Linked DNA regions of Homo sapiens: region 1 is linked to region 2. The links are chromatin loops, found by intact Hi-C in ENCODE. Cell type or tissue: Caco-2. All regions are shown on one strand. Links, peaks and the distances in the headings refer to the core of each region. The heading gives the core; the rest is flanking DNA.

Evidence for each region. A loop is a pair of places that touch in the nucleus more often than their neighbours do. Peaks named below come from ENCODE experiments on the same cell type or tissue, not always from the same donor. Only the 100,000 strongest peaks of a DNase experiment are listed, where the experiment ranks them.
Region 1: it touches region 2 in a loop (27-fold over the local background); 6 of 110 quality-filtered maps call a loop at or near these places.

What each region holds. Positions count from the first base shown.
Region 1 is chr16:55,118,790-55,127,320 of GRCh38, forward strand. No RefSeq gene overlaps it. Among named protein-coding and RNA genes, the nearest start is that of IRX5, 190 kb to the left of the region's middle. In Caco-2, for the core only: no CTCF peak of the experiment used is centred there; a DNase peak (open chromatin) is centred at 1,812.
Region 2 is chr16:55,256,444-55,260,443 of GRCh38, forward strand. No RefSeq gene overlaps it. Among named protein-coding and RNA genes, the nearest start is that of IRX6, 66 kb to the right of the region's middle. In Caco-2, for the core only: a CTCF peak has its summit at 1,709 (motif pointing left); a DNase peak (open chromatin) is centred at 1,718.

The sequences.
Region 1 (8,531 bases), core at 169-4,168, 140 kb before region 2:
CCCTGCCTTCTGAGTTCATCTTGTCATCCATCGACAAATATAGACCAGGAGAAACCTAAATAAATGAGTGGCTGCTCGAAGCCGCAGGACAGCTAACCATAATGGGGGTTTTTGGTTTTCTGCTTGAGACACAAACAGCACATTCCTCAGCCGAAATAGCCGGGTGGAGAAACAGGGCATTATTGGATGGGAACACCCGGCCAGGATGAACCAAACAAGACAGAAATAGGCCCATGCCACCACATGAAGGGAGCGCGTCGGTGCTTGGCTGGCTGTGCTTGGCCTGGCCCTGCCCTGCTGGGGTAGCTGCTGACACCTGGGGAGGCTCCGGCTTTGCCCCAGGAGGAAGGCAGCTGTGTGTTTGCCTGAACCCTCAACCTTGGGCAGCTGGGGCAGCAGCCCCTTTCTTAGACAAGGGTTCTTGGGACTTGAGATGGGAAATGAATCCTGGTAGCTCTGCACACACACACACAAATGCACACACAAAAACGCACACACACTCAGACTCACCAACACACACATTGTGTACATTGTGTACCTGCAGAGCCAGAAATATGTACGTAAGCTCATGTATCAGTGTATACTGCTTCAGACACATGTACCCACATGAGAACACAGAGGCACACACTGGCCACATTGCTCATGCACGCAGATGCACCCCGCGCTCACACCCCCACACACATGTGACAGTGCACATATGCAGAGATCCACAGGACTGTGTGTTCTTACCCTTAGAGATGTACACACATGCAAGCACAGATACATGCAAGCCCTAGCATGTATTCATAAGCAGTCATATGCACACACACTCATATGTACAAGTCACTACACATGCAAATATCCACACATGTAAGTGCATGCACATCAGCACATGGGCCCAGGCACATTGTTCCTGGCCCCCTGGGCCTCCCTCACCCTGGGCATGTTCACCCCAGAGGTTGGTGTTCTCTCATCTGAACCAGCATCTGAGGACAGGTTTAAGGGGGCTCTGGGACAGGAGGGTCAAGGAGAAGCTGCCAAGAGAGCCCAGGATCTATCCCACCATCTGCTTCTAGCCAGTCTCTCTTCCCCTCATTTCTCCTGAGTGGTCCCCAGGCAGTTGTAAATAGTAGACCAATTCCAAGGCCTCCCTGTAGACTGGGCCTGGGCATAGCCACAGCTTGATGGTACTACTATCACTGTGAATCTCTGAGCTCTGTGGAGCCAGGGATCCCGGTAGTGACGATCATCCCCTTACTCCCAAAGACCTCTATAGTAACTGGTGCTCAGTACATGAATAAATGAAATAGAGGAGCAGTGATTGGCATCCCTACTTAACAGCTAAAAAGACTGAGGTCCAGAGAGGCTGAGCAGGACTTCACCAAAGTCCTCTGTCTGCCTCCTACCCCACCCCAGTGCTGCCCCCATCTGTGGAAGCCCTGGTGTCCCCTTCTGATGCCAAGGCCAGGACAGTAAAACCTGGACAAGGAAAAGACATAGTAATGTGTCCTGGGAGCCTCTGGGCTATCCACCTGGTGTCTGCCTGGCCCTTGACCCATCTGTCCTACCCTGCCCCAGGGCCAGGAGGCAGCTTGAGGCTCCAGGAAAAAAGCCCAGTTCACCATCGCGTCCATCCCCTGAAGCACTGGCTGCCAGGTCTTTTCCTAGCCTCAGATCAGCTCCCCATCTCTGCTACCCCTGTGACTTCCCCAGACCTAGGGATGGACCATGGTTTTCTGGTCCTGAGATCAAGCTGGAGTGAAGAAGGAATAGATGAAGACAGCAGGGGTCAGTGTTTGTTCAGTGGAGGCCACACAGGAGCAGGCATGAGAGGACCAAACGTCTTCCAGGCAGGGCACCCAGCAGATACTCAGACACATGGTGTCAGACCCACAAACCGAACCCCTGGCCTCAGCTCAGAGCAGGCAAGGGCAGAAGCTGGGTCTTCCCAGGAACCCACACTGGTGTATTGGGAAAGACCTCTAGTCTGCTCCAGTTTGGGGATTTTCCAGCTTTTGTTTTGCAGCCACAGAATCTTTTCTTCAGATGATTTTTTTTAAGTATTAAATTAGGGTATAATTTGCATTCAGCAAAATTCACCCTTACAGCATACAATTCTGCTGCTTTAACAAAAACATACAGTTGTGTAACTACTACCACAATCAAGATATAGAAGAGTTCTATCGTCCCCCTAAAATCCCCAAGTCCCTTGTGGTCAGCCCCTTCCCCCACCCCTGGCAACCATGGATCTGTTTTCTGTCCCTGGAGTGTTGCCTTTTTCAGAATGTTCTGTAAATGGAATCACACATAATGCGGCCATTTCATTTAACACAATGCCCTGGAGACCCATTCGGTTGCTCTGTGTGTCGGTAGCTCATTGCCCTTGGTTGCTGCATGGAATTCATTGTATGGATAAACCACAGTTTGTTTAGCCATTCCCCACAGGAGGGATATTGAGTTTATTTCTACTTTTCGGCTATTACGAAGATTCTATGAACATTTGAGTACAGGCTTTTGTATAAACACACACAACATATATATTATATCTTTTTGGAAAATACAAGTGCATTCTGGGTCATGTTATAAGTATATGTTCAACTTTCTAAGAAACCACCAAATTGTTTTCCGAAGTGATTGCACCATGTTGCATTCCCATCAGCAATGAATGAGAGTTCTGGCTGTTCTATATCTTCACCGGCAATTGATACTGTTACCTTTTCCCACTATTCTAATAGGTGTGTATCAAGGGACAATTTACTAGAAACGCAAATCTACAGAACAGGTATGTTAAGCTACCCTGGGTAGAGCCAGGAGCCAGAGTAGGGGTTCTGAGCCCTGTACACTGAGACCCTCCCTTACTACAGTGGCGGTTCCTGAGTATCTCTTTGGAACCCAGAACTAAGGCCAGGGAGGGGAGGAGCATTGCCCAAGGTCACACAGCTCAACAAGAGGGACCAGTGGGCAAGGCCCAGCCCTCTGTCTGATACCAGTGACTTGTCCTTTCCTGAGCACCATGTCACCACTGGAGGGGAGGAAAGGAAGGTTCTCAAGCCACGTCCCAGGGACCTGCCTTGAGCTGGGTCGAGGACCCAGTTGAGTGCAAGGATGCTGTCAGCCTCAGGGCTATTCCATGTTGAGAGTTTCCAGTGAGACAACACGGTCTAGGGGAAATGACAACATCTTTGGGATCATGCAGAGACACACTTTCAAAACCCAACAGGAATGCTTATTAACTATGCTGCCCTGGGCAAGTCACTTTACCTTTCTGAACCTCAGTTTTATTAACAATAAAATGAAAAGTTATCTTACTATTTTGTTGGGTTGTCAGATAGATTGCAGCTCACAACACAATTCTTTATTCAATAAATGTATTGAGCTCTTTCAGGCCAGACACTGCTCTGGATGCCAGTGTTATAGGAGTGAATAAGACAGACAAGATCCCTGATCTCAGAGGAGACCAGGGGATTCAGTAATCAAGCGTATAATATGTCAGGTGTTGGTATATGGTATGCAGAAAAATGAAAGATAAAGCAGAATAACAGTATGTAGAGAGAAATGGGGTACCCTTTTAAATGGAGTTGTCAGTGAAAGCCTCCTTGAGAGGTGCCTTTGGAACAGAGACCTGAATAGAGTAAGAAAATGAACCATATGGATACCTGCATTACTCATTAGCTGTGTGTTCTTGAGCAAGTCACTTAACCTCTCTGAACCTCAGTTTCTTCATAACTAGATTGAATTAGAATCCTCCTTACTGGACAGTTGTTAAGTTTCAGTGGGAGAAAGCTGGTAAAGTGCAGCACAATGCCCAGCACAAAGGGCATGCATATTTCAGTTAATCTCCTTCCCTCTCCAAGGAATTCAAAGTCTAGTTGGGGGTTGCAGTTGTAGGATGGACACATAAGACGTATATGAAAATAATATCATAGCTCACAAATTATTTGAGCACCTGCAATGTGCCTGGCATGTTCAAAATGTTCTGCCTGTCTTATGATAGGTGGAATTGCTTGTCCCAATTCTTTACACTTCCTGTATCCAGGTCTCTTGTTACATGACTTGGCTGTCTTTCCATCACAGGTGAAATGTACTCCCCTGCCTTGATTTTGAGCTCAGCCATGTTACTAGCTTTAGCTAAAGGGCTGCTCACAGATGTGACACAAGCAAGGGCTTGAAAGTGCTTGTGTAATTGGGCTTGTTCCCTCATGTTGCTGCTATCATCATGAGAAGAGTGTCTCCTGAACAGCTCAATGGTTCAAGGAAGAAGACAGAACCATGGAACAAACTCACGTGTGCTGCAGCTTGGAGCCAAGCTCAGCAGAGCCCAGCCAAGATCAGCCAGTTCCCAGCCAACCATCATATACACAAACAAGAGGACATCATTGTTTCAGCCACTGAGTTTTGGGGTTGTTTTTTATGTAACATTATGGTAGTGATATCCATATGTTATTCGTACATATGTTAACCATTTAATCCTTGCAAAACCCTTATGAGGTAGTTACTCTTATTTTATAGATAAACCCAGGGAGGTTAGATAGTGAATAATTGTTAAGTAGAGATTTGAATTTATGTAATCTGATTTTAGAGCCCATTCTATGAACCATGACACTAAAAGAGAGTGAGAAAAATATGTTGAGAGGTTTGTCACGTGCTATGTGCACCCATAGGGGTGCACACTTGGTACACCTCTGTGCACCAGGTGAGGAACTAATTGCACTATGGGAAATAGGGAAGTTTTTCCAGAGAAGGCTGTATATGAGTTGAAACTTGAGTACAGGTAGAATGGAATTAAGTAGACATTGGGAAAAAGGAATTCCAGGTAGGAGAAACCAGTCTGAGCAAAAGTGCCAAGGGGGAATACACACAACGTTCTTACAGCTCCCTCACCCCTTGTCACCTGATCAACCCCTACTCATTCTACAGTTCTTAGGGTCACAGTTACTTCCTTGGGAAAGCCTTCCCTAACCTGCTGGACAAGGCCAGTTCCTTTCACTGCACTCTCCAGGGCACCAGATTCCTCTTCTTCGCAACACATAGTACAGCTGTAATTACATTAGCATTTGCCTATATCTGCCTTGGTCAGCATTATAATAGCAGCACCTGACTCATGGTAGGTCTGCAACAAATATTTGTAAAATTGATGCCATTCAACAAATGTATTAGTTATGTATTGCTGAATAACAAATTAACCCAAAACTTAGCAGCTTAAAATAATCATGAGCATTTATTATTTTGCATCATTTTGTGGATCAGGAATGCAGGAGCAGCTTAGTTGGGTGGTTGTGGCTCAAGGTCTCTTGTGAAGTTGCAGTCAAGTTGTCAGCTGGGGCTGGGTCATCTCAAGGCTTCACTGGGGCTGCAGGTTCCTTTTCCAATTTGGCTGACTCACAAGGATGGCTGGGTGATGCTGGCTGTTGGCAGGAGGCATCAGTTTCTAATCACATGGACCTCTCTTTAGGGTTTTCTGAGTGTTCTTACTGCAGGGTGGCTCGTGGCCTCTACAGTGAGTGACCCAAGTGATCCAAAAGGAAGGATAGCCAGGCACAGTGGCTCACACCTATAATCCCAGAACTTTGGAAGGCTGAGGCAGGAGAATTGCTTGAGCCCAGGCATCTGAGACTAGCCTGGGCAACATAGAGAGACCCCACCTCTACAGAAATAAAAATAAAAATTACCTGTGTCTGGTGGCCATGCGTGTAGCCTCAGCTACTTGGGAGGCTGAGATGAGAGGATTGCTTCATTCCAGAGGTTGAGGCTGCAGTGAGCTGTGTTTGCACCACTGCATTCCAGCCTGGGCAACAGAGCAAGACCCTGTCTAGAAGAACAAGAGGAAGAAGAAGAAGGAGGAGGAGGAGGAAGAGGAAGAGGAGGAACGTCTTCTATGACTTAGCCTTAGAAGTCACATGCTGTGGCCTCCACTGGATTTTGTTGGTCACCCCCGGCCACCCTGACACAATGTCAGGCTATGTAAGGGTATGAATACCAGGAGGTGATGCACATAGGGGGACATCTTTTTTGATAGAAACTAACAGGGTTGGGGCAGGTGCATGTCTGGTTTCCAGACTCTGAATTCACAGAGTTTGGGTGCAGGTGGGTAGGTGGGTAATCTAGGAGTTGTTCTCAGGAAGCAATGAAGGAACAAGAAGAGTGAGACAGGGAATGGGAAAAAGCAAATAAAAGGTGTGTTAGTGAAGGAGTCACCACTGTGAACCCCTGAAACCCAATCCCCTGGAGGATCCTCAAAGGTACTAGCTAGAGCATGCCTCAAATTATCTCCCTGAAGGACACAAGGCTGTGGCATTTATCTACACAGTCCATCTGTTTCTCATTGGTTCAATGGGGCATTAACTCCCCTAAGCCCCCTCCCAGCAACCCCTGCAAAACACACACAAGACTAGGCAAGCTGCCAAGGCTGTGAAGAAGGCTGAAGACAGAAAAGCTGAGCAATGAGGCAGTACTTAGATGAGATGAGGCCCATTTGCTCTAGAACTGTCCACCAGCCACAGCTGCAGCCACAATCCTAGGTGGCCTGAAGGGTTGTGGCTCAGATCTCAGGAAATATCTGCCATAGACTCTTCAGAGAGAGAGCAGTTTGGGAAGGGCTCCCCAGGAGCGTGGGGCATGCAGGATAAGAATTCGTCAGTCCTGGGATAAGCAGAGGATGAGGGAACAGCAGGTGCAAAAGCCGTGAGGCAAGGGTAAGGAGGGCTGGCTCCAGAACCCTCCAGGTCAGTGTGGCCAGAACAGGGTAGGAGGAGAAAAGAAAGAGATGAGGCCAAAATTCTTGGTTGGGGTCAGATCACATAGCACTTTGCAGGCCATGGCAGGGAATGACTTACTGGCTGTGTGACCTTGGGTTAGTTCCTTTACCTCTCTGAGCCTCATTTTTTACAGATGTGAGGATTAAGTCCGACAGCATAGATCAATTTTAAGCCTGGTGTCTGGCACACAGTTAGTGTGATATAAATGTTTGGTATTGTTATCAGTGGCGAATCTGTACAGGTCTGTGGCAACTCAATTCTCACCTCCTCAGAGGAAAAAATTCATCTAAGGGCATACAGCAGAGTGAGAGACCGTGGCAAGTTTTAGAGTAGAAGTGAAAGTTTATTAAACAGTTTTAGAACATGAACAAAAGGAAATAAAGTATACTTGAAAGAGGGTCAAGCAGGTGACTTAAGAGATTCAAGTGCACGGTTCAGCCTTTTACTTGGGATTTTATACATTTGCATGCTTCCGGGGGTTGCCTCTTGTCCTCTCTGATTCTTCCTTTGGCATGGGCTGTCTGCAGGTGCAGTGGGCTGCCAGCACTTGGGAGGGACCACATGTGCAATGCGTTTACTGAAGTTGTGTGCGTCCTCATTTGAGGCGTTTTTTTCCTTACCAGTCAAGTGTTCTTGGAGGAAGGTCATATACCAGGTAAACTCCGCCATTTTGCCTCTTAGAGTGTACACTTGAGCCTACTTGCCCATACTTGAGCCCACTCGCCCAACTCCTGAGATCTTATCCAGAATGCTGATCAACAGCTTCAGGTGTATTTTATCTGTTGGGAGACTGCCTTCCCCTGCACTGGCTGCAACCAATTACTATTTCAGAGACACTTTGACAACTGCCTGACCATCCTGGTGGCCTGGCATTCCTGATGGGGTCCCCCTCCTCCCCTGCTTATGTCTGCCTGACTACCTACTGTAACAGTATATTGTTGATTTCATTCTCATCCCAGGCCTTCCCTACTCCGGCTCTCTCATTCACTCGTCCCTGTCTCCTCAGAACTCCAGTTTCAAGCAAAGCGCAAAGCCTCATGCTGTTCCTAGTCAGGCCACAACAACCTAGCACCCTGCTGGCAGCAAGATGCAGCTGAGAGCCCTCGCAGGTCCCCCGAGGCCCTTTGGAGCGTGACCAACCCACACCCACAACTCCCTCCACCCCAGCTCAGCCAAGCGGTTCACATGGCCCAGCCATGCACACCAAGCTCCCTGCACCAGCTCACTTCTGCTCCTGCTGTCCCATCTGCCAAATGCCTTCCTCCTCCCCACCATCCTCTGGCTGGTTAAAAGGAAAACTCATTTCTCTACATTCGCAACACTTCTGAACTAAATATGTGAGTTTTCCACACCAAGCAATTCTATAATATTCTGCAGACACGAACTGAGTGTCCAGCAAATCAACTCAATTCTGTCACTGACTACCTGGAGTTAGCATTAGACCATACCGGTAAAGGGCTGCCCCCCACTTCAGGCACCAGTTGAAAGTCCCCAGTGTCCTGGACTAAAATTCAGGGGTTCCCACAACCCCCTCCTTGAGTTTGAAATTCCCACAACCTCCTCCTTGGGTTTGAAGATTTGTTAGAATGGCTCACAGATCTCAGGGAAACACTTTACTTATGTTTACTGGTTTTGTTAAAGGATATTTTAACAAATACAAATGAATAACCAAATGAACGGGTACATAGGGTATGGTCTGAAGGCTTCACTGGGGCTGGGGGGATCCTCTTCCAATATGGCTGACTCACTAGAATGGCTGGGTGATGGTGGCTGTTGGCAGGAGGTCTCAGTTCCTCA
Region 2 (4,000 bases), core at 1-4,000:
CTTTAACATTTAACTGAGACTGATTGTACGCTGGAAAATAGTGTATTTATCAACTGCATCTGTCTTTGCCGCTGCTTTCTCCTTCCAAAAAGATAAATTACTGCAGCAGATAAGGATCCAGCTTTCAGGGCGATCAAATGAACGCCAGGAGTCCTCAAGATAGGAACGGTTTATGAAACCCGGCTCCTGCCCACTTGAGTGAGCCAACTAAGAGGGTGCCAAGAATGTAATGGCCACATGGGTTATTGGCCTTTCCTCCCTGCCGTGGTACATTACACGGGGGTAAGAGAATTTGCTTTTAAAGTATCTTTTGCAGTCTCTTCTAATAAATCACTGAGCAATCCCTGGTGCTTGTTGTGGTCGGTGGTGGTGATCCATGGTGAAACGACAGGCGGGTTTCAGGGCCGGATTTTCCACCAGTGCAGCCTGCGCGTGGTAGGTGAGTGGCAAATGCAGCAAAACAAGATGGTGGCCTCCAAGCAATGAGAGATCGAGAGACACTGCCGCATGCAAGTATCGGGATCTCCTTGACCTTGGCTGGGACTTCACGGGAGGTTTCCGGAGCAGCCCCATGGACTCCCCAGCTTATGATTTAGAACCAGTTGAGCATTTCAGTTAGCAAATTGTATTTAATGCTGTGTAACCTCAGGGCTCTTAATGTAAGATTTGTAGATGCAGAATTCAGAGCTTTAAGAAAGCTTGCCCAACCTCTGGGAAACCAAGAGGGATTTTCAGTCTCTGTAGAGTATTACCTGCCTGTGCATAGGGAAGATGCATAGGAAATGTCTTAAGGGTTCAAGTGTCTATTGTGTCCCTTAGGCGGCTCTACCTTAGTTAAGTGCTAGCTCTTGTCAGTCACGATTGTGTGATATTTGTCGTAAATGTTCTTTATTATTATTATTATTGCTGTTATTATTATTTAGGTCATTTAATTACTCTTAATCTGACCTTGTCTCCCTGTGTAAATATCCCCCTTCTTCCTTGCCATGTGTCTCTGTGCAGATTTGTAGGCAGTTATCAAATCAATCCCTTCTCCGCACCCCACCCCATGCCAATCACCACCTAACCAAACTACATACATATATATTTAGCTCTTTTAATCTTTTTTCTCATAAGGTTCTAATTTTACATTTTCTGGGGTATTTTAGATTTGGCAGAATGGCCTTCGTCTGTGAAGAGTAGAACTTAATTATCAAAAGCTGAGCCGGAGTGAGCTATCCATCACTGGGTGACATATCCTTGCCTGTGTTCATTTGAAAAACATTTTTTTTGTAGCTCTTGGAAGAAGAAAAAAAACAAAGCTGCCAGAAGGAAAAAAGAAAAAAAGGAAGGAAAAGAGAAAAAAGGAAGAAAAAGAAAAAGAAGAAAAAACTTCATTCTGACATTCATCATCCCGCAACACAACCACATAACATATCAAAATATCACAACGTGAGGTATCAAGTGTTGAGAAGGCTCATTTGATTTCTCTCTTGCTTTTCTTTTCTTTTTCTTCTCTTTTTTATTTTGTTGAAAACTGAATCTAGCATGTGAAAGTTAGTCCTGTAAAATGCCTCCTACAGTAAACATCATCTTTTTGACAAGGTTTGCATTATAATTAAGGCCTGTCTGAGTAGCTACGCAACTGCGTGTTGCACTGTTTTCTTTAAGAGACGGGGTTTTTTAACAGCCAGATAAATGCTCAGCGTGGCCCAGCCCAGTGGGACAGCGACACCCTGTGGCCGTGTCTGCTCATGGACCCAGGGTGGGGCCACACAAGGCTTGGCTGGAGGAAGGCCTGTTCAGAAGGGTTCCCAGGGTGAATTCTGGTATTATATTGCCATGTGAATGCTGACAAGATTCGCCAAGAGGGGGCCAGTTTTGAGGCAGAGGAGCCTGTCCTGTGTGATTTAAATGAGATACAGAAGACAAAAGTACCTGGCAGAGGGCCCCACCACAGCAGGCTCTTACCCTGTGCCATACCCCAAATTGCCAGATGCAGAATGAGAGGCCAACTCTTTTCTGACAGGTCCGATTCAATGACACACTAACTCCAAAAGGCTGCCCCTGGAATCTTACCAGAAAGCAACCCTAAACCCCATGTCAGGAACTTCTATCAGCGATCAACAAGACTGGTGACAAATCCACTCAGTCATCCAGAGGCTTCCAAAAGCCTTTGAATAATGAATTCAAATATTTCATCCTTGAGAGGAACGATGGTTTTTGTCAGTTGATTTGTATTCCAGCCATTTATTTAAATAACCAACCGATAAAATACACGTTTTCATAGTAAATAAAATCTGCAGATCCTCACCCCATAATTGGTTAGTCCATCAGCACTTTTATCCATTATATATGGACTTAAATGCAACAAGATGAGGTGGCGTGCTCCCTCCTCTGCAGGAGGACGGCAAATGTTTACAACGGTGGTTGCAGTTTCAGCTAATATTTTCCGGAAACATATATTTGTCATCTCTCTTCTCTAAGTTATTCCAGGTTTCTTCAAAACACATGAATTGAGATCGCTTTGTCCAAATTTATTTATTTTTTCTCTTTTAGTTTGTTGTACTTACCGGGCATAACCAAAAAAGACATTCCCTCTGGCATGCCAAGGCCTGGCGGGTCCTCAACGGCCAATGGCTATTTCCACTCTTTGTTGATTGAGTCCTGGCGCCGTACCCTGAATGCCAGATGCAGAATGAGAGGTCAACTCTTCTCTGGTGGGTTCAAGTCAATGACAAACTAACTCCAAAAGACTGCCCTGGAGTTAACAAACACTCAGAGAAAATACGCAATGAAAATCATCAATTTACCAGGTGGAAAAACAGCCGCCTCCAGAGGCTAAGCCAGGCCAAGCCAGACCAGGATTACTTCCTATGTCTACCCTGTTGAGTGCCTTTATTTATTTATTTATTTATTTATTTTATTTTATTTTATTTTTTTTTTGAGACAAATTCTCACTCTGTCACCCAGGCTGGAATGCAGTGGCACAGTCTTGGCTCACCACAACCTCCGCCTCCCAGGTTCAAGCGATTCTCATGCCTCAGCCTCCCAAGTAGCTGGAACTACAGGCATAAGCCACCACACCCGACTAATCTTTGTATTTTTTAGTAGAGACAAGGTTTTGCCATGTTGGCCAGGCTGATCTCGAACTCCTGGTCTCAAGTGATCTGCCTGCCTCGGCCTCTCAAAGCGCTGGGATTACAGGCGTGAGCCACTGCACCCGGCCTGTTGAGTGTCTTTTACACAGAACACACCAGTTGGTGTTTAAGGGACATCTCTCAAATCCTAAGGCATAAGAAGAGAAAAAAGAGGCCAATGAGAAAAAAATGACGATTATGGTCAAAATACCTAACATTTATTGAGCATTTACTTTCTGCCAGCTACTGTTTAGGCACTTTAAGTTCATTAACTCATTTAATTTTCACAAGAACTCTACAAGGTGGCACTGCTATCATCACTGATGTAAAGATCAGAAAACTGAGACACGAAAGGATTAATTTTTTAGCTGCAGGTCACCGGCTTACTCGGGAGCAGTGGTGGGTTCCTATTCTGAGAGGACTCCAGTGACTAACTGCAAGGTGGCGATGCTGCAGATAATCAACACATGAAATAAACATTTTAGTAGTAAATAAAGCCTGCAGATCCTCATCCCGTAATTTGTTAGTCCATCACCACTTTTGTCCATTACATATGGACACAAACGTAGCAATCTGGAGATCAAATCCATTTTAAAGGTGGGGAGACTGGGAGCCAGGGTGTGGATGTTGGGTGTCCACCGTCACACCAGGTAGCAATGAAGTACCAGGGCCCAGCTTGGCTAATTTTCATGATACTGCACTTGATGTTGCGTGTCAGCCACCCAGGTGCCTGCCAGATGGCATCCACGTTGTGGTACCTTCACCTTGACAGCAAATATGTAAATCTCTGCTCTCAGCCTTGCAGAATCACCATCATTAGAGCCTCAGGAGGGTTTCAAGTCCATTCTTCTTTCCTTTTCTCTGGATCTCATTGTCACCAT